Linked DNA regions of Homo sapiens: region 1 is linked to region 2. Evidence: chromatin contacts called from ENCODE Hi-C or POLR2A ChIA-PET data. All regions are on one chromosome and are shown on one strand. Each heading gives the region's core, a stretch centred on a gene start or an enhancer-like site at or near the end of the contact. The rest is flanking DNA. Distances are from core to core; before and after follow the strand shown.

Evidence for each region. Hi-C counts contacts between places; a loop is a spot of excess contacts on that map. ChIA-PET counts read pairs that join two places held with the same protein, here RNA polymerase II (POLR2A). Pooled maps may share reads with other maps.
Region 1: a pooled map shows a loop between it and region 2 (4-fold over the local background). The contact joins two enhancer-like sites. A Hi-C loop is called at or near these places in 1 of 168 maps with a recorded cell type or tissue (endothelial cell of hepatic sinusoid) and 3 of 50 pooled maps. POLR2A ChIA-PET finds 5 or more read pairs at or near these places in 1 of 52 experiments (IMR-90).

Annotation. Positions count from the first base shown.
Region 1 is chr1:39,448,614-39,452,542 of GRCh38, forward strand. It overlaps MACF1 (microtubule actin crosslinking factor 1), which reads left to right. Exons shown (of 101, transcript NM_001394062.1): 84 at 1-150; 85 at 2,439-2,598; 86 at 3,543-3,737. Among named protein-coding and RNA genes, the nearest start is that of BMP8A, 41 kb to the right of the region's middle. Within about 2 kb of position 2,523, at least 3 of the 41 ENCODE cell types and tissues checked have a DNase peak (open chromatin) inside an H3K27ac peak, as active enhancers do.
Region 2 is chr1:39,096,696-39,100,675 of GRCh38, forward strand. It overlaps a transcript of MACF1 not described here. Among named protein-coding and RNA genes, the nearest start is that of NDUFS5, 72 kb to the left of the region's middle. RefSeq lists an enhancer at 1,996-2,085. Within about 2 kb of position 2,021, at least 3 of the 41 ENCODE cell types and tissues checked have a DNase peak (open chromatin) inside an H3K27ac peak, as active enhancers do.

The DNA.
Region 1 (3,929 bases), core at 1,273-3,772, 350 kb after region 2:
TGGCAAGCAGCCTGTGTATGATACCACAATTAGAACTGGCAGAGCACTGAAAGAAAAGACTTTGCTTCCCGAAGATAGTCAGAAACTTGACAATTTCCTAGGAGAAGTCAGAGACAAATGGGATACTGTTTGTGGCAAGTCTGTGGAGCGGTGAGCATGAATGTCCCCTTCAGGGGTCTAACCGGGATCCCAAAAGCAAGAGGTTCTTACCAGATTCTATAAAATGGTGATAAAGCTAATGCATCAGTAAGAGGTTTTGTACCATCTTAACACCACCAGTTAGTTCAAAGACTGTTATAATTTAAATAAAATGTGTAAAAATTCTCATTTTAAACTTGAACCTTATTGTATTAGAGAGAGGCCTATAAAATCAAACCAACAATAATAGATCAGTAACTCAAAAGTATTTGTAAATCATCAATTTGTAATACCAACAACTGTCTTATTGACTGCTCTTGGACACTCCAAAGCCTCTACATGCATTACCTCATTTAACCATAATGATACCTGACCTTTGCTGGGCAATTACTACTGAATATGTACCAAACAGTAGCTGATAATCATTTAATCCTCATAACCACTGAGGTGGGTACCATTTTTATTCCATTGTACAGATGAGAAAATGACCATAAAGAGGTTCTTAACTCCCCTAAGGTCACTCAGCTACCCTGTTGGCAGAGCTGAGGTTTAAACCATGGCAGTTTGGTTCTAAAAGTTGTACTTTTATCTATTTGTACCCACTATGCCATGCTAAATATTACAATATTGCTACCCTATTTGTACTTTTTTTTGTTTGTTTGTTTGAGACAGAGTCTCACTCTGTCACCCAGGCTGGAGTGCAGTGGCGCGATCTCGGCTCACTGCAAGCTCCGCCTCCCAGGTTCACGCCATTCTCCTGCCTCAGCCTCCCGAGTAGCTGGGACTACAGGCACCCGCCACCACGCCTGGCTAGTTTTTTGTATTTTTAGTAGAGAAGGGATTTCACTGTGTTAGCCAGGATGGTCTCAATTTTCTGACCTCGTGATCCACCCGCCTCAGCCTCCCAAAGTGCTGGGATTACAGGCGTGAGCCACCGCGCCTGGCATTTTTTTTTTTTTTTGTCATGTTGAGACAGGGTCTAGCTCTCTGGCCCAGGCTGGAGTGCAGAACTTACTGCAGCCTCCAACTCCTGGGCTCAAGGGATCCTCCCACCTCAGCCTCTTGAGTAGCTCAGACTATAGGCATGTGCCACCATACCTGGTTAATGTTTTTTGTTTTTGTTTTTGAGATGGAATCTCCCTCTGTCATCCAGGCTGGAGTGCAGTGGCACTGTCTCGGGTCACTGCAACCTCCATCTCCCCGGTTCAAGCAATTCTTCTTCCTCAGCCTCCCAAGTAGCTGGGACTACAGGTGCACACCACCATGCCCAGCTAATTTTTTTTAATATTTTTATTAGAGACGGGGTTTCACCATATTGGCCAGGCTGGTCTGGAACTCCTGACCTCATGATCCACCTGCCTCGGCGTCCCAAAGTGCTGGGATTACAGGTGTCAGCCACCACGCCCAGCCATTGTTTTTTATTTGAGTAGAGACAAGGTCTTGCTATTGTCCAGGCTGTTCTGTAACTCCTGACCTCAAGTGATCCTCCCACCTTGGCCTCCCAGAGTGCTGGGATTGCAAGTGTGAGCCAACACACTTGGCCTGTACTCCAATTTTTTTTTTTTATGAGGTGACTGAGGTTCAAGGAGATGAAGAAACAGCCTAGGGTCACACAACTGATACAGAGCTAGGAGTTGAACTGATTCCAGATCACTACCAAAACTATCATCTTTTACTTAGAGTGGTATATGAGGTGATTAACACAGACCTTGGGTTGTTAGGGTGTGCCTGTGTGTCACTGGGCTATAAGATGCCTAAAGGGTATCTCTACCTGTCCCCTGTGCTACCCTTAATCCATTCTAGAGGGTGGTTTGATTTAAAATGTCTCACCATCTCTCAGTCACTTTTTACTCTATTTCTTTTTTTTTTTTTTTTTTTGAGATGGAATCTCGCTCTGTCTCCCAGGCTGGAGTGCAGTGGTGCAATCTCGGCTCACTGCAAGCTCTGCCTCCCGGGTTCGCGCCATTCTCCTGCCTCAGCTTCCCGAGTAGCTGGAACTACAGGCACCCACCACCATGCCCGGCTAATTTTTTGTATTTTTAGTAGAGACAGGGTTTCACCGTGTTAGCCAGGATGGTCTCGATCTCCTGACCTCGTGATCTGCCCACCTCGGCCTCCCAAAGTGCTGGGATTACAGGTGTGAGCCACCGCGCCCGGCCTTTACTGTATTTCTAACTGTTCTAACATAGAAGTCACTCTCTATATAGGGTTCAAGCAATATTCCCTTTCAGCGAGGCAGAATTGTGGGCCATTTGTAAAAGGAATCCCTAAAAATGGTAGCGTTTGTGTGCATTTCTCAGGCAGCACAAGTTGGAGGAAGCCCTGCTCTTTTCGGGTCAGTTCATGGATGCTTTGCAGGCATTGGTTGACTGGTTATACAAGGTGGAGCCACAGCTGGCTGAGGACCAGCCCGTGCACGGGGACCTTGACCTCGTCATGAACCTCATGGATGCACACAAGGTAGGGGTGAGGTCTGGGCTACATTGGAGTGCAGTGGGTCTTCTGTATATGACTGCCTAGGGTCTTCTACATATGACTGCCTCTGCCCTTCTTTCTAGGGGAGAAAGAGAGCCTGACAGTTGCTTTGTGTGTTTAAACAAACTGTTGCTGAGATTCTGCATTAGTCACAACGAATTTACCAAAATTGGTTTGATTCAGATTTGGCAATGTGTAAACTTCACTTCAAGGTTGCGCCTCTTCCTGTTTGTTTCTCTCAGTTGAGTCACAAAATGGATCTAAATTCCAACGGAAACCCATAAGATAGCCATTTCCACTGACTCCTAAAATGGAAATGAGTGATTTTTTTTTTAAACCACTTCTGAACCTAACAATCCTAACACCAGGCACGCCAATATTTAACATAATCTCTATCTGTCATGTTGAATTATGTAATATCCTCCTGTTTCAGCACAAGCATTTAACTTTACCTTGAAATTACAACAGATTCTTATTATGTGCACAGCAGATGTTTTTATTTCCCATAATTCTGGAAACGTTAGTATAATGGTTACCATTTTACAGATGAAGAAACTGGGCCTTAAGCAACTTTTCAAAATTATGTATCTCCTAAATGCCTGAGCTAGCATTTACAGCCACATTTTCTGGTTGTTTTTTTCTTTCTTTTTTCTTTTTTTCCCCTTGAGATTGGGTCTCGCCATGTTGCCCAGACTGGTCTTGAACTCCTGGGCTCAAGCAGTCCTCTCATCTCGGCTTCCCAAAATGCTGGGATTACAGGCATGAGCCACTGCGCCCGGCCTGGTTGTTTTTTCTTATGCATTGCTCTGCCTCCCTCTATGCATAAAAGACACATGATTAGAACCTACCAAGAAAATTATTATTTCCCAGTGGTTTCTTGGACTCAAAACATTCCTTGAACAAACAAATTCTCCTATTTTCTTTTCTAGGTTTTCCAGAAGGAACTGGGAAAGCGAACAGGAACCGTTCAGGTCCTGAAGCGGTCAGGCCGAGAGCTGATTGAGAATAGTCGAGATGACACCACTTGGGTAAAAGGACAGCTCCAGGAACTGAGCACTCGCTGGGACACTGTCTGTAAACTCTCTGTTTCCAAACAAAGCCGGCTTGAGCAGGCCTTAAAACAAGTAAGGGATATTTGCTGTCCCAACCCAAGGGATAGATCTGAGTGGGTTTATTTGGTTTTTCTTTTACTAGAATCTGTTCCAGTCAGTCTTGAAATAAGTATAACAGAGTTGAAAATTGATATTCTGAATGTTCTATAAAATTTTAATATTCATTTTGAGAAATAATGAATTCAGTTGATTTTCAAAGATCTA
Region 2 (3,980 bases), core at 771-3,270:
TGGCACAATTGTAGCTCACTGCAACTTCAAACTCCTTTACTTCCCTCACTTTTTAACCATTATATTATACTACCTTTCCTCTAGTAGTAAATATACCAGTTTATCTGCTTCAGAGTCCATGTCTGAGGACTGGAACCACTGCCACCTGACCTACTGCCCAGAGTCTTCATGAGGGATTCCTTTTTTTTTTTTTTTTTTTGAGACGGACTCTTGCTCTGTCACCCACGCTGGAGTGCAGTGGTGTGATCTCGGCTCACTGCAACCTCTGCCTCCCAGGTTCAAGTAATTCTCCTGCCTTGGCCTCCTGAGTAGCTGGGATTACAGGTGCCCACCACCACGCCCGGCTAATTTTTGTATTTTTAGTAGAGACGGAGTTTCACCATGTTGGCCAGGCTGGTCTTGAACTCCTGACCTCAGGTGATCCACCCGCCTCAGCTTCCCAAAGTGCTGGGATTACAGGTGTGAGCCACCGCGCCTGGCCTCTTCATGAGGGATTCTAACACCCAGATGTTCAGGCTCCAGGGGCAGTGTGTCCCTCCTAGCGTTGCTTGGCTGATCCTCTGGTCCTTCCAGCTTGAGGTTCAGGCTCTATCCCCAGAACACACAGAGCTAGGCTAGAGCATATCTGGTTCTGTTCTGCCAGTATAATTAAACTAAATATCCAAAAAATGAATTTCAAGGATTCAATCTTGACAGACTGAAGTCGAGTTGCAATAGGATTCAGGTCCTTAACATCATGGCGGGAGGATAGCACAGTGGCTCATGTCTCTAACCCCAGAACTTTAGGAGGCCAAGGTGGGTGGATCACTTGAGCTCAGGGGTTCAACATCGGCCTGGGTTACATGGCGAAACCCCATCTCTACAAAAAATACAAAAATTAGCTGGGCATGGTGGTGTACACCTGTAGTACAAGCTATCTGGGGGACTGAGGCTAGAGGATCACTTGAGCCTGGGAGGTTGAGGCAGCAGTGAGCCATGTTCATGCCACTGTACTGTAGCCTGGGTGACAAAGTGAAACCCTGTCTCAAAAAAAAAGAAATTCATCAAGGGAATGAGTTCCATTTTTGTTATAGGGGCCTGTGCCCCAGGACTGCCCTGATGCTGGTGAACTGCTTCACGTGACTCTGATCTCAACTGAGAGCATTGGCCACCACTCTCAAGGGCCTCTCCCGGCCTCAGTGATTTGTGCTCTTTCCAGGCTGCCTGTTAGTGCCCCTTTAGAGGTTTCTACCTTGAGATGGTGTTGGATGGGGAGCTGTGGCTTCAAGTGAAGAGAAGTTTCATAGATTAAAAAAAGCCACACCTCACAGTTTGGGGAACCTCCCAATTCCCCAAAGAGTATAGACTGCCTCAGAGGATCCACACAGGGTAAGACCCTGTCCTGCCTCAGAGCAGGAAGAGAGATTGGGTATGGTTCAGCAGGGCTCACATTAGCCTGATTCCTTCAAGAGTGAAGATAAAAACAGTTTTACTGACAAAGAAGCTGGGAGACAGCAGAGGGGCCAATACCTTTTATAACTACTATTGTTAGGTTCTGAATGCCAGCCTTGGCGCTCAGCATCTTACATGCTGTATTTGACCTAATCCTCAAAACAACTTTAGGAGGCAGATGTGCTACAGCAGAGGAAGCAGAAGCCCAGAGAGTTTGGTAACTTGCTCAAGGTCTCCCAGCCAGTAAGGGGCCAAGCTTGGAATGGTGCTAGCTCTGCCTAGGGCAACCCACTGCCTCCCCCATTACAAGGAACAGTAGTTTAATAACAGCTAACATCTGTGTAGCACTTCAAGGTTCACGGAGTGCCTTAACATCCATTATCTCTACTGTGCCTTGGGAAGCCGGTGCGGTGAGGCCTTCCACGCCCCTTTGGGATAGCTGCCTGTCAGGGGTCCAGCCTCTGCTCATTTCTTCCAGGAAGCACTGGAGATTATTTGGAGTTGGCTCTGACGAGCCACGGGAGAGGCCTAGGGAGAGGCTGAGGTGGAGCGACTTGGCCAGTTGCTATGGTAACCCAGATGGCTGAGTAACCATTTTGAGGGTTGCTATGGTGATGGGCTGCTGGTGGCAGGGATCTTGTCTTCCTGGGTGGCTGGCACCCTCCAGGCCTCTTAAATTGAGATGTTGCACTTTCTGAACAGAAGAGGGCAGCATGAGAGCAGGCAAAGGCTTCTTACCCCAGAGCGGATTTGGGAACTTGAGGCAAAGCTTAGAAAAGGTTTCTAGGAGCTGGGCAGAAAGGGAGCTTTGGCTGGTGCCCAAGAGGCTGGTGGAGCTTCACTTCTGAGACTAGAACTAGGTAATTTTCTTCCAAGAGCTGGTCAAAGGATAATGCTTGGGGCTGCCCCTTCAGTGCCTGGCATCAGCTACTATTGGGGAATATAAAAGTTACAGCAGACAGCTACCCTTGCAAGGAGGAATGGAGAGAATATGTGCATGTGTGCACACACACACACTCACTACTAGCAAAGAATTTCTTTTTTTTGAGATGGAGTTTTGCTCTTGTTGCCCAGGTTGGAATGCAATGGCACGATCTAGGCTCACTGCAACCTCTGCCTCCTGGGTTCAAGCGATTCTCCTGCCTCAGCCTCCCAAGTAGCTGGGATTACAGGTGACCACCATCACGCCCGGCTAATTTTTTGTATTTTTAGTAGAGACGCGGTTTCACCATATTGGTCAGGCTGGCCTCGAACTCCTGACCTCAGGTGATCTGCCCGCCCTGGCCTCCCAAAGTGCTGGGATTACAGGCATGAGCCACCGCACCTGGCCTAAGAATTTCTTTATAAAGCATCAGTTAACACATAAAATAATGCAGCATGAACCAAAGGTGAAGAAAAGCTGGGAATAAACTTTCTAGAGGTTGAGGAAGGAGCACTAGCAGAAAGAGAAATAATTTTGTACTTCCCTCTTTCCTCCCTACACATGAAGTGCCCTCAGCCCTTGACCACTGAGTGGACATTGAGTTGGATTCTCAATTGTCTTGAATCAGATCTGGCTCCCTCCCCCAACCCCCATAACAGTTCAATGAGGCATCCATTCCTTCAGCAAATATTTATTGAACATCTACTATGTGCAAAGTATTGTGTTAGGCCCAGTGATGAAGAAAGATGAAATAGATGTCTTTGCCCTCAGGAACCTATGAAGTAGGAGGTTAAGGAGGCAGTGATACAGACATCCACAGTACATGTACCTGGAGTTCAAGACCAACATAGTGAGACCCTGTCTCTATAAAAAATTTTTTTAAAAAGCTGGGCACGGAGGTTCACACCTGTAATCTCAGCACTTTGGGAGGCTGAGGCAGGCCGACTACTTGAGCCCAAGAGTTCGAGACCAGCCTGGACAGTATGGTGAAATCCTGTCTCTACAAATAGCACAAAAATTATCTGGGCGTGGTGGCACCTGCCTGTAGTCCTAGCTGCTGGTGGGTTAATTGGTGGGCGCACTGAGGCAGGAGGATTGCTTGAGCCTAAGAGGCAGAGGTGTCAGTGAGCCAAGATTGTGCCACCGCACTCCAGCCTGGGTGATAGAGTAAGACGCTGCCTCTAAATAAATAAATAGAAAAAAAATTTCACGTCATTTGGGGTGAACTTTCAAGGTAGATTTCAGTAGGTGGAGTTGGGGGATGGGACATTCTAGGCAAAGCCTCAGAGTCTGATTATAGGGAAAGGAGGTACACACAAGGGTGTCATTGGAGATCAGCCTGAAAAGGAAGCTAGATGTCTAAATATGGAAGACTTGGAATTCCAGGCTTAGATAAGGGATGCTGTGAGACAAACATACTCTCTCCTTAAATACTCTAGCCTTCCAGCTAGTCAGTAGTCACAGACAGCCAAGTATTTTAGGATCATCTGGTTCACTCATTCATGCATTTAATCAAAAATTTAGGCCGGGTGCGGTGGCTCATGCCTGTAATCCCAGAACTTTGGGAGGCTGAGGTGGGCAGATTACCTGAGGTCAGGAGTTTGAGACTAGCCTGGCCAACAAGGTG